Regions from separate parts of the Homo sapiens genome. Here region 1 is linked to region 2. Evidence: chromatin loops called from intact Hi-C (ENCODE). Cell type or tissue: Panc1. All regions are shown on one strand. Links, peaks and the distances in the headings refer to the core of each region. The heading gives the core; the rest is flanking DNA.

Region 1 (4,405 bases), core at 92-4,091, 46 kb after region 2:
TATTTCATATAAAAATCTATTACATACTTTTCTTATATTTAAGAATGAATTGCTGGCTTAAAAGACAGGAGATTAGAAAACTTGCCTCCTTAACCCACAACTATACTGTCTACATATAAGATACAGAAAAGATAAAACTGATATATTTGAGAATTTTATGACTCACGGAAAGGTGGAATCTAGCAAAGAAACTGGTCAAAATTGTTAATAAAAAATGACCATACATTGAAAGCCATCTTTCTCTTGTTTCAGACATATGAATAATCTATCTTCTTGTCGCTTATGCAACAAAATCTTTCAAATACTATAATGGTGCCAATTAAGTTGTGATGTCATTCTGAAACCAATCATGTAGAGTTCAAAGAAAATGGAACTGGATATTTTAAACACAGGTGTGAAGAATCCTCTAAAAAAAAATTCTATTACAGCTTATCATACTGGAAATGAAAAGACCACGGAAGTATCCTACATTGTAAGTTATTAATATAATGCAATGACTGAAAAAGTGCATATAATAGCTGAGAGACTAATAAAATTGTGGATAATCGACCTTGCTCAATGCCTGCTGAAAAGTCAGTATAAGAAATCATGACACTTTCCAACCATATGTTAATTCATCAAATTACACTTAGTTGCAAATACGAAGGCTGAGTTAATATCTCAACTACAGAATTGTGCTTTTGTTTTACAAATGGAAGAATCTATAAACTTTATGTTTTGCTTAGATTTATTCAGTATGAGCCCCAAGTAATCAACAACAAAGACCTTTTATAGGAATGCTTGGCAACAAACACTAACAGTACTGAAATATTCAGTGTTGAATAACTTTCTTAAATCTCATCATTTATCTTGAAACAACTGTGTTGATATTTACACTGATGATGCAAAAGCAATGATGGTGCCCTAGCATGAATTAAGACAGCAACATCAAACTGTATTATATAGTTCATCATATTACTGCCCTATGTTCATATACATGCACATACCACACACAGTCAATGTAATTGAAGGAAGTCTTTGATGAAGCAATAAAAGTTATTAATTTTATGAAATCTTGACCCTTGAGTAGAAGTCTTTTTAATATTCTGTACGACAAAATGGGAAATACACATAAAGCATTTCTGCTGCATATCAAAGTACAATTGTTGTCTAGAGGAAAACCACTTGTGTAACTGAGTTGTGAGCTGCACTAGCTACTTTCTTCATGGAACACCACTTTTACTTGAAAGACTGATAAATTATAGTTGTTTAGCCTTGGGTATCTGACAGATATGTTCTTGAAAATAAATTAGTGAATCTACCACTTCAAGGAAAACTGACATATTTTTGACAATGATAAAATTTGAACCCTCAAGTGAAAACTAGAATTTTGGAAAACTTCTATCTGCTACCATGAACTGCTCACAATATTTAAAGACTTTTCTGATAAGATTTGTGATAGTATTAAAGAATGTGACATTTTAATACATAATAAAATGTGTCAACATTTGGAAGATCTGCATAACTCAGTGAACCAGTATTTTCAAATGACCAATGTATGATGTAACAAAACCTTGCACAGGTAAAAGATCCATTCAAAGTGCAAGATCAACCAATGGATTTTAATTTCAGAGTACTAAAAGTTCACAGATTTGGCTTCCGTGTTGCAACTAACCTTTAAGAAACTACCTCTTGTTGCATTTTGGTGTAGCATCAAAGAATACCCACAATTATCTGAAAGGCTTTTAAAATAGTCCTTCCTTTCCAATTACATCTCTGTGTGAGGCTGGATTTTCTTCATATATTTTGACCAAAAAGAACAGATATAAGAATCCAGCTGGTTTCTATTAAGCCAGTTATTAAAGAGGTTTTTCTTAATGTTAACAAAATGCTACTCTTCTCATTAATGTTTCTTTGAAAACATAAAGGAATGTGGAAACCAAAAAGTTTGAGAACCACTGATTTAAGGATCTCCACTCTCTTATCGCTCAGTTTGGTTTTGGACCTGATGGCAAAATAGGAGCCTGAAAGGTTAGGGTCAAATATATAGAAAACAAGGAGATGGATAGATAGACAGACATGCAAACATACCTACATACATCAGAAAATGTCTGCCTACATGGCTGTGGTTTAGATTATCCTCATTCCAAAGTCAAAGAAAAATTATTATTTTTATTGCATATCATTCTCTCTAGTTCATATTGCTCCTACCTCTACTAGAATAGATATTCAAAAGCTGCTAATTCAAAGCACATTTTGGGGGGAGAATTCAACTAACCTCTTTAAGGAACTTCAAAGTAAATATGTGACACTGACCCTCTCCAAGACAGACTCATTCTTAACAGAATAAAATTTATTGAACTTCTATTCAATAAAAAATGGAATCAGAAAAGAAATAGTTGTAAAATGTAATCTGAATAACACTTTACATGTAACTGTTAACTGTTACATGTAGACTGTTTATTCTGTATGATATATTTTAATTTTTCAAGATTTATTTTAGGGCATATTATAATCAGACAGAGATGACTCCAAATAAATTATTCAAAAGATAGTCTATGTCAGATTTAAAATTTGACAAGCTTATCTTAAATTCATTCCATGCAAGAAATAAGCACTATGCAGGGGTAGTCTCATCTTTCTAGGACATTACAGACACATTATAACAGGCATCTTATACATAAGGAGCTTATTAAATCTGGGGCTTATTCATTCCAGAGGTTAAAATGATAGCACAATCTGTTTAACACCCTAACTGAAAAATAATCCTTTCTGTCCATGTATTACCAAGATCAGTGTTCTGACTTTGAAACCCAGAGAAATTCTTACTAGGTATATAATTTCCCTCATGCAAAATGGCACTTAGACTTTTAAAAATGCATTTGAATTCACTCATTTTCAAAGACTGATTTCTAGACTTAAACATGAGACACAGATGGTCCTGATAACAATGCTCAGTAAACTAGACTATCACAATTTCTTTATCACATTACGGTGACTATATAAACTAATTTAGAATATAGTGTCAAACTGATGGATTTGGTATCTAATTAATTTGTTCATTTATTCATTCAATGTTTATTGAATACCTGCTACATGCCTGATATACCATGTATTGGGAACAAAGTCATGACTAAGATAGAGGGTTCCTGCCCTCAGGGTACTTCCTAGCAGGGGAAACAGACTTATTATTATTTAGAAACTACACTCCTACTCTCAGCCAATCATCCATCTTGCAGGCTTCCAGTGTGATGCCCATATTATGAACTGGATATCTCTTCAAAGCCTACCCATAATGAGATCTTTATAGAAGACTAGCAGCAATGTGTTGAAATAAATATCACACAATTATTAGCCTTAACATTTTTCAGGAAAACACCAACTGTCAGTGTTTAGATTTGCTGATGGTGTCAAAAGTTAAAATATTAAGAGTCCAAAATGAACAAATCACTGTATACTATATAGGAGAGGGGAGGAAATGACATGAGTGTTTCAGACCTTGATCCTGAGTCAGATCATAAGTCATCAATTTTTCCTAATTATAATAATTGCTTCCTCCATAATTAAGTTTTGTGACATCATAAGAAAGGTTATACCAAATTTTATGTAGGTTACTTTGCTAGTTTTCTAACTTAATGTGAGAAAAAATTATAAAACCATTTACATATAATTAAATGAGAAATAGTTCTATAAACTTTAACATTTTGAAAACTCTTTACCATTATTAAAAACCAGCTCTGTATTTAAGATTTAAAAGACTTTTGATATCTCAAGCAGTACTTTAAATATGATTTGATTTTTCAAAAATCTGGTTTTAATTCCATACGCTCTTTTATTTTTCTTTTCTGTAGTCCTACTGCAAATAAACAAAAACTGTTCAACTTTCTCCATGCTTTTACTTTAAACAGAAAACAATACAGAGGAGGAACAATGACTTGTTTATTTTCCTTTAGAACATCTGTCAAGCATAAAACATAAACTCTATTCTTATATGTATATAAACTAACTACAATAGTCCTTATTTACCTTATACCCTATCCCTATATCTCTCCTGTCCTTAACACAAACACATACATACACACTCTTAGTTCTCTTCTCCTTATCTATATCTAGGCTATCTCCATTTCCTTCCAGTGTCAGATTTACCAAACCATTGTTTTTCTTTCCCATTCTCTTCTATCTCTTTTCTGGATTCTGTTCTGATTACTCTACAATAAATGTAATCTCAAGTTACCAATGATTTTAATGTTTACACAAGACAAATGAGTTTCTTTCATTTCTCATTCTTAGGGAGCGCTATAACATCTGATACCACTGACAGCCTCGTTTTCTGAACTCTTCCTTGACCTCTAGGTTTTAAAATAACATAAACAAGTTGATTTATTTTCCTTCATCTGTACTCTTCCAATTCTCCTATATTTCTAAT
Region 2 (4,405 bases), core at 202-4,201:
CCTCAGGGCCTCTGCTCTCTTGTTGCTCCCTCTTCTTGGAATCTTCTGCCCCTTGACTCTTCACAGTTGATTCTTCTCATCCTTCAGATCTTGGTTTAACTGTTATCCCCTCATTACCCAATCAAAAAGGTCTTCTCTACCCCTGACTCCCACCATATTTCATGAAGGGACCATATTTCTTTCTTTCTCCCAAACTGTCATAAGCTGCAATTGTTTTGTTTGGGTTGTTAATTTTTTTTTGTTTTCTTCTGTCTCTTGCACTTAGAGGCTACAGTAAAGTACAAATCATGGGTACCTTATTCTATGTTGGTATCTCCAGCATTAGGCATAAAGGAGAATCAGTGAATGAGTATTTTTAAATGAACTAATGAATACAGATTCAAGGAACTGTTAGTAGAACAGTTTGGTTAGAACTGAGTTGAAAAGGTAATGTGGGGACAGACTGTCCTGGGCCTTAGATGCCAGGCTAAAGCATTTGGATTTCATCTGATAGACACTGAAAATCCACCGCTGGTTCTCAAGAAGGATAATGATATAACAAAAGCAGTATGTAAGGATGACTCATCTTGGCAGCAGTATGCAGGGTGAATTGTAGGAATTAAGATGGAAAAATAATAAATTAGGGACACCAGTTAAAATACTAATGCAACAATATAGACAAGAGGAATAATCTCAGTAATCCCAATCATGCCCAAGGCAAAGCAGAGAAAAAACAAACAAACAAACAAACAGGGAAAACAAGCAAAGAAAGAGGGCTCATCTTTCTTTTCTCTGCAGATTCCCACTCTATATTTCTTGCTGCCCCATGCCTATCTCCATAAGCTTTGTTATCTTGTAAAAGCATCAAGGTGGTGAATGAGGAGAAGTCTAAGACAATACAACAGATGGAAAGGGACACTAACTTGTGAGGGGGCTGGTAGTATCTAACAAAAAGGAAAGAAAATGAAATTCATCAGTCAATAATTACTTGGTATTCCGTTACAAGAGACACACAGAAATACACACCAATCTGTTACAAGAGATACACAAAAATACCCACCAATGACATCTCTAATTCAAGATGCATAAATCTCACACTGTCCCTCCCATTTTATCCATTTCTTTGAATGGCAGTACTAGTCTCTCAGTGGTCTGGTCTCAAAATCATGGAATCAGCTTTTCCTTCTCTCTCCTTTATAAATCATCAGCTGCCAAATGCTATAGATTTTTCCTTTGGAATTTCTTTGGAAATTTTTCCTTTCTTCCCATTCCAAGCTTTGAATCACCTCATCTTGAGATTGTTCCAAAGTATCTATCCTAGTATCTATCCTAGCTCATCTTCGCTCTTCATTTTTTTCTATATACAATTCTTAGCCAGATTAATAATCTCTTAATAGAGTCTTCATTGTATTATTCTTATGTTTGATAGTTTAAAGTTACTTCCTCAACTCATTAATGACCTAAATCATCTGGCTGCATCCCATGCAATAAATAAATATTTATTTCTCTTTTCAACATGAATCCTCTCTTTACTGTCTCTTCCCAGACACTTTGCTCAATTCCAATTTAGCATATGATGGAGTGCTGCAGCAAGCAGCTGCTGCTTGGCCTTAGCTGCTCTTAAGTTGTTGACTCAACACAGCAACTGGTTCATCACTGTGATTCTTTGCTGTGGACTTCTCAATATAATAAAACAAACAAACAAAAAACAACGGATGGCCAGGCACGGTGGCTCATACCTGTAATCCCAGCACCTTGGGAGGCCGAGGGTGGATCCTTACTAAAAAGACTCCAAATTTTTTTTCAAATCATAATGTGCCTAGTTAAAATATTATCTTTCTGAGCCTCCTTTGAAGCCAGGCCTAAATAGTTGACACAGTTTATGTTCAATAAGACATAAGCAGAGCTTTCTAGAAATTTCTGGAAAATGTCTGCTTTCTTGATAGACACCTCCTTTTTTCTGCCTGTAATACAAATATGATGGCTTGAACTGCAACAGTCACTTTGTGATCATCTGGGAAAGGCCAAAAGAATTTCTGCAATCTCGGCCTTAGCCACTCTTAAGCCGTTGACTCAACACAGCAACTGGCTCATTCACTGTGATTCTTTGCTGTGGACTTCTCAATATAATAAAACAAACAAAAAACAACTGATGGCCAGGCACAGTGGCTCACACCTGTAATCCCAGCACTTTGGGAGGCCGAGGCGGGCAGATCATGAGGTCAGGAGATCGAGACCACCCTGGCTAACATCATGAAACCCCGTCTCTACTAAAAATATAAAAAATTAGCCGGGCATGGTGGCGGGCACCTGTAGTCCCAGCTACTTGGGAGGCTGAGGCAGGAGAATGGCGTGAACCCAGGAGGTGGAGGTTGCAGCGAGCCAAGATCGCGCCACTGCACTCCAGCCTGGGCGACAGAGCGAGACTCTGTCTCAAAAAAAAAAAAAAAAAAGAGAGAGAGAGAGAGAAAGAGAACTATGATTATGTATTTTTTAAAAATTAAAACATAGTTTTAAGTGAAGACTCCATTCAACTGTCTGGATGCAATTATATGAAACTGAAATGAAATGAATTACAATGAAAATGCAAGGTAGATAATACTTTTTTAAAAAAAATAGACAACCTGCAGACCTTTAAGGAGAAATATATTGAGAAGAATAAAAGGAAAAACTCTCGACCTGCTTAGGAAACCAGGCTGCTTGAGCAGAATGAATAGGACGGTTTCCAAATATATTTGCCTTGGGATAGTCCAAAAAACTGTGATCATCAAAAGCAGTTATATGAATATTCTTTTATTTTTAAAACCAACACATTTATTTGGTTGGTTTGCTTCCTACCCTTCTGTTACGACCTCTCCAACTAAAAATGTGTTGCATGTGCTGGCACTAGTATTTGCAACCATTGCTATTAAGCTCTTCTAGATTTTCTTTATATGGATGGAAATTACCTTGAGATTAAATATAATTACAGTTTAGCCTGGTAGTCATTTGTTCATCTACGTGGGCCCTTAATTCAAGTAACAGTTATAAACAGTTGTTTATTTTTATTACACATGTACCACACAAACAGGTACCTGGCACACAGAAGGGAAGGGAAACAGTAAAAACAAATCAATGAACATGTTGGCCAAATTATGAAACATATCTGCTGATGGCTTGTTCATAGAATTCATTCCCCTATGAAAGATATCTACAAAGTTTAGCTATCTACCATTAAAAAACAAACATATCACTAAAAAATCAAATTAAAAACCCCCTTTTCTATGCTCTATCTTGTTCAATTATTTACCAAGAGTGAAAGAAAGGAAATGAACAGTTTTACCACAACATAAGTAGAAATAATTTGAAAGCAGGAAATGTTAGCTTACAGTAACTACTAGTAGAACTTCCAAAATCCTTTAAAAAAAAGAAATCAGTAGCTTTTAGTCCATCATCCACTGTTCCACCAACCATGCAATCCTTTTTTAAAAAAGCCTTTTCAAAGCATACCTAGCATTCTATTTTTATTTCAATAATCTTGTGTGACAACTTCCTCAGACAAAGAAAGACTTACTTTCTTGCAGCTTCACTAACCTGTTTTCAACTCTCTTATGAAACAAAGGAATTTAAATAATAAACAGAATGCAAAGTAAAAAACAATAAATTACAAAAATAAAACTGGCATGGAGAACACAGATGATATGACGTGATTTCTAAATGGCATTAATTTCACACCCATATCCTACTCTCTTTAGCGATTTCTGAAACTTTCTTCCATGGCTTAAAACCACAAAGTATAATCATAATACGTTACAGTTTAAGACCAGACATTGACCTGGAAATGTAATTTACTGTGCTTAAATTGGAAAATCAAATTCATCTTACAAATATCCCCATCCAGCATATTACATAAACCAGTTGCTCAATAAAATCTGAATTTCTGTCTTCACTTTCTATCCTTTGCCACCCTCTCCAAAATTTTACAAGCTCCACTTGAGTCAGAGAGAGGGATCACCTCCACAACTCATTTTTGTTTCCAAGTTGTATGTAACTTTTAAACTCAGAAATGACAGAAAATGTATTTTATTCAACTTTCTCAAACCCTTATATGCTCAGAATGAACAACTCTGATATTAGGGATAGCCTCACAATGTCTCTGCTCTTTCAATAAATAGGTACTCAAACTTTTTGTGCCTACATAACTTAAACTCTTCAGATTATACATTATGTAATTATAATATAATTTGTCAAATCCATAAGTCTAATAAGCCAAAGAAATTTATCTCTGGGTCTTGAAGAATCCTATAGAATTATAGTTTCCTATAGGACAACTTTTTGCATGGTTTTATTTATAGAACAATTGCTGAAAAGGAGGCTAATAATTTCAATTCACTCTGAAGTCCAAATCTCAATGTGGTAGAAAGGTAGCCTAGTATATGTTTTAATT

Evidence for each region. A loop is a pair of places that touch in the nucleus more often than their neighbours do. Peaks named below come from ENCODE experiments on the same cell type or tissue, not always from the same donor. Only the 100,000 strongest peaks of a DNase experiment are listed, where the experiment ranks them.
Region 1: a loop joins it to region 2, with 1.8 times the contacts of the local background. A loop is called at or near these places in 3 of 110 quality-filtered maps.

The regions. Positions count from the first base shown.
Region 1 is chr1:161,872,528-161,876,932 of GRCh38, reverse strand. All of the region lies in intron 14 of ATF6 (activating transcription factor 6), which reads right to left. Among named protein-coding and RNA genes, the nearest start is that of ATF6, 110 kb to the right of the region's middle. In Panc1, for the core only: no CTCF peak of the experiment used is centred there; no DNase peak of the experiment used is centred there.
Region 2 is chr1:161,918,322-161,922,726 of GRCh38, reverse strand. All of the region lies in intron 15 of ATF6 (activating transcription factor 6), which reads right to left. Among named protein-coding and RNA genes, the nearest start is that of OLFML2B, 100 kb to the left of the region's middle. In Panc1, for the core only: no CTCF peak of the experiment used is centred there; a DNase peak (open chromatin) is centred at 1,996.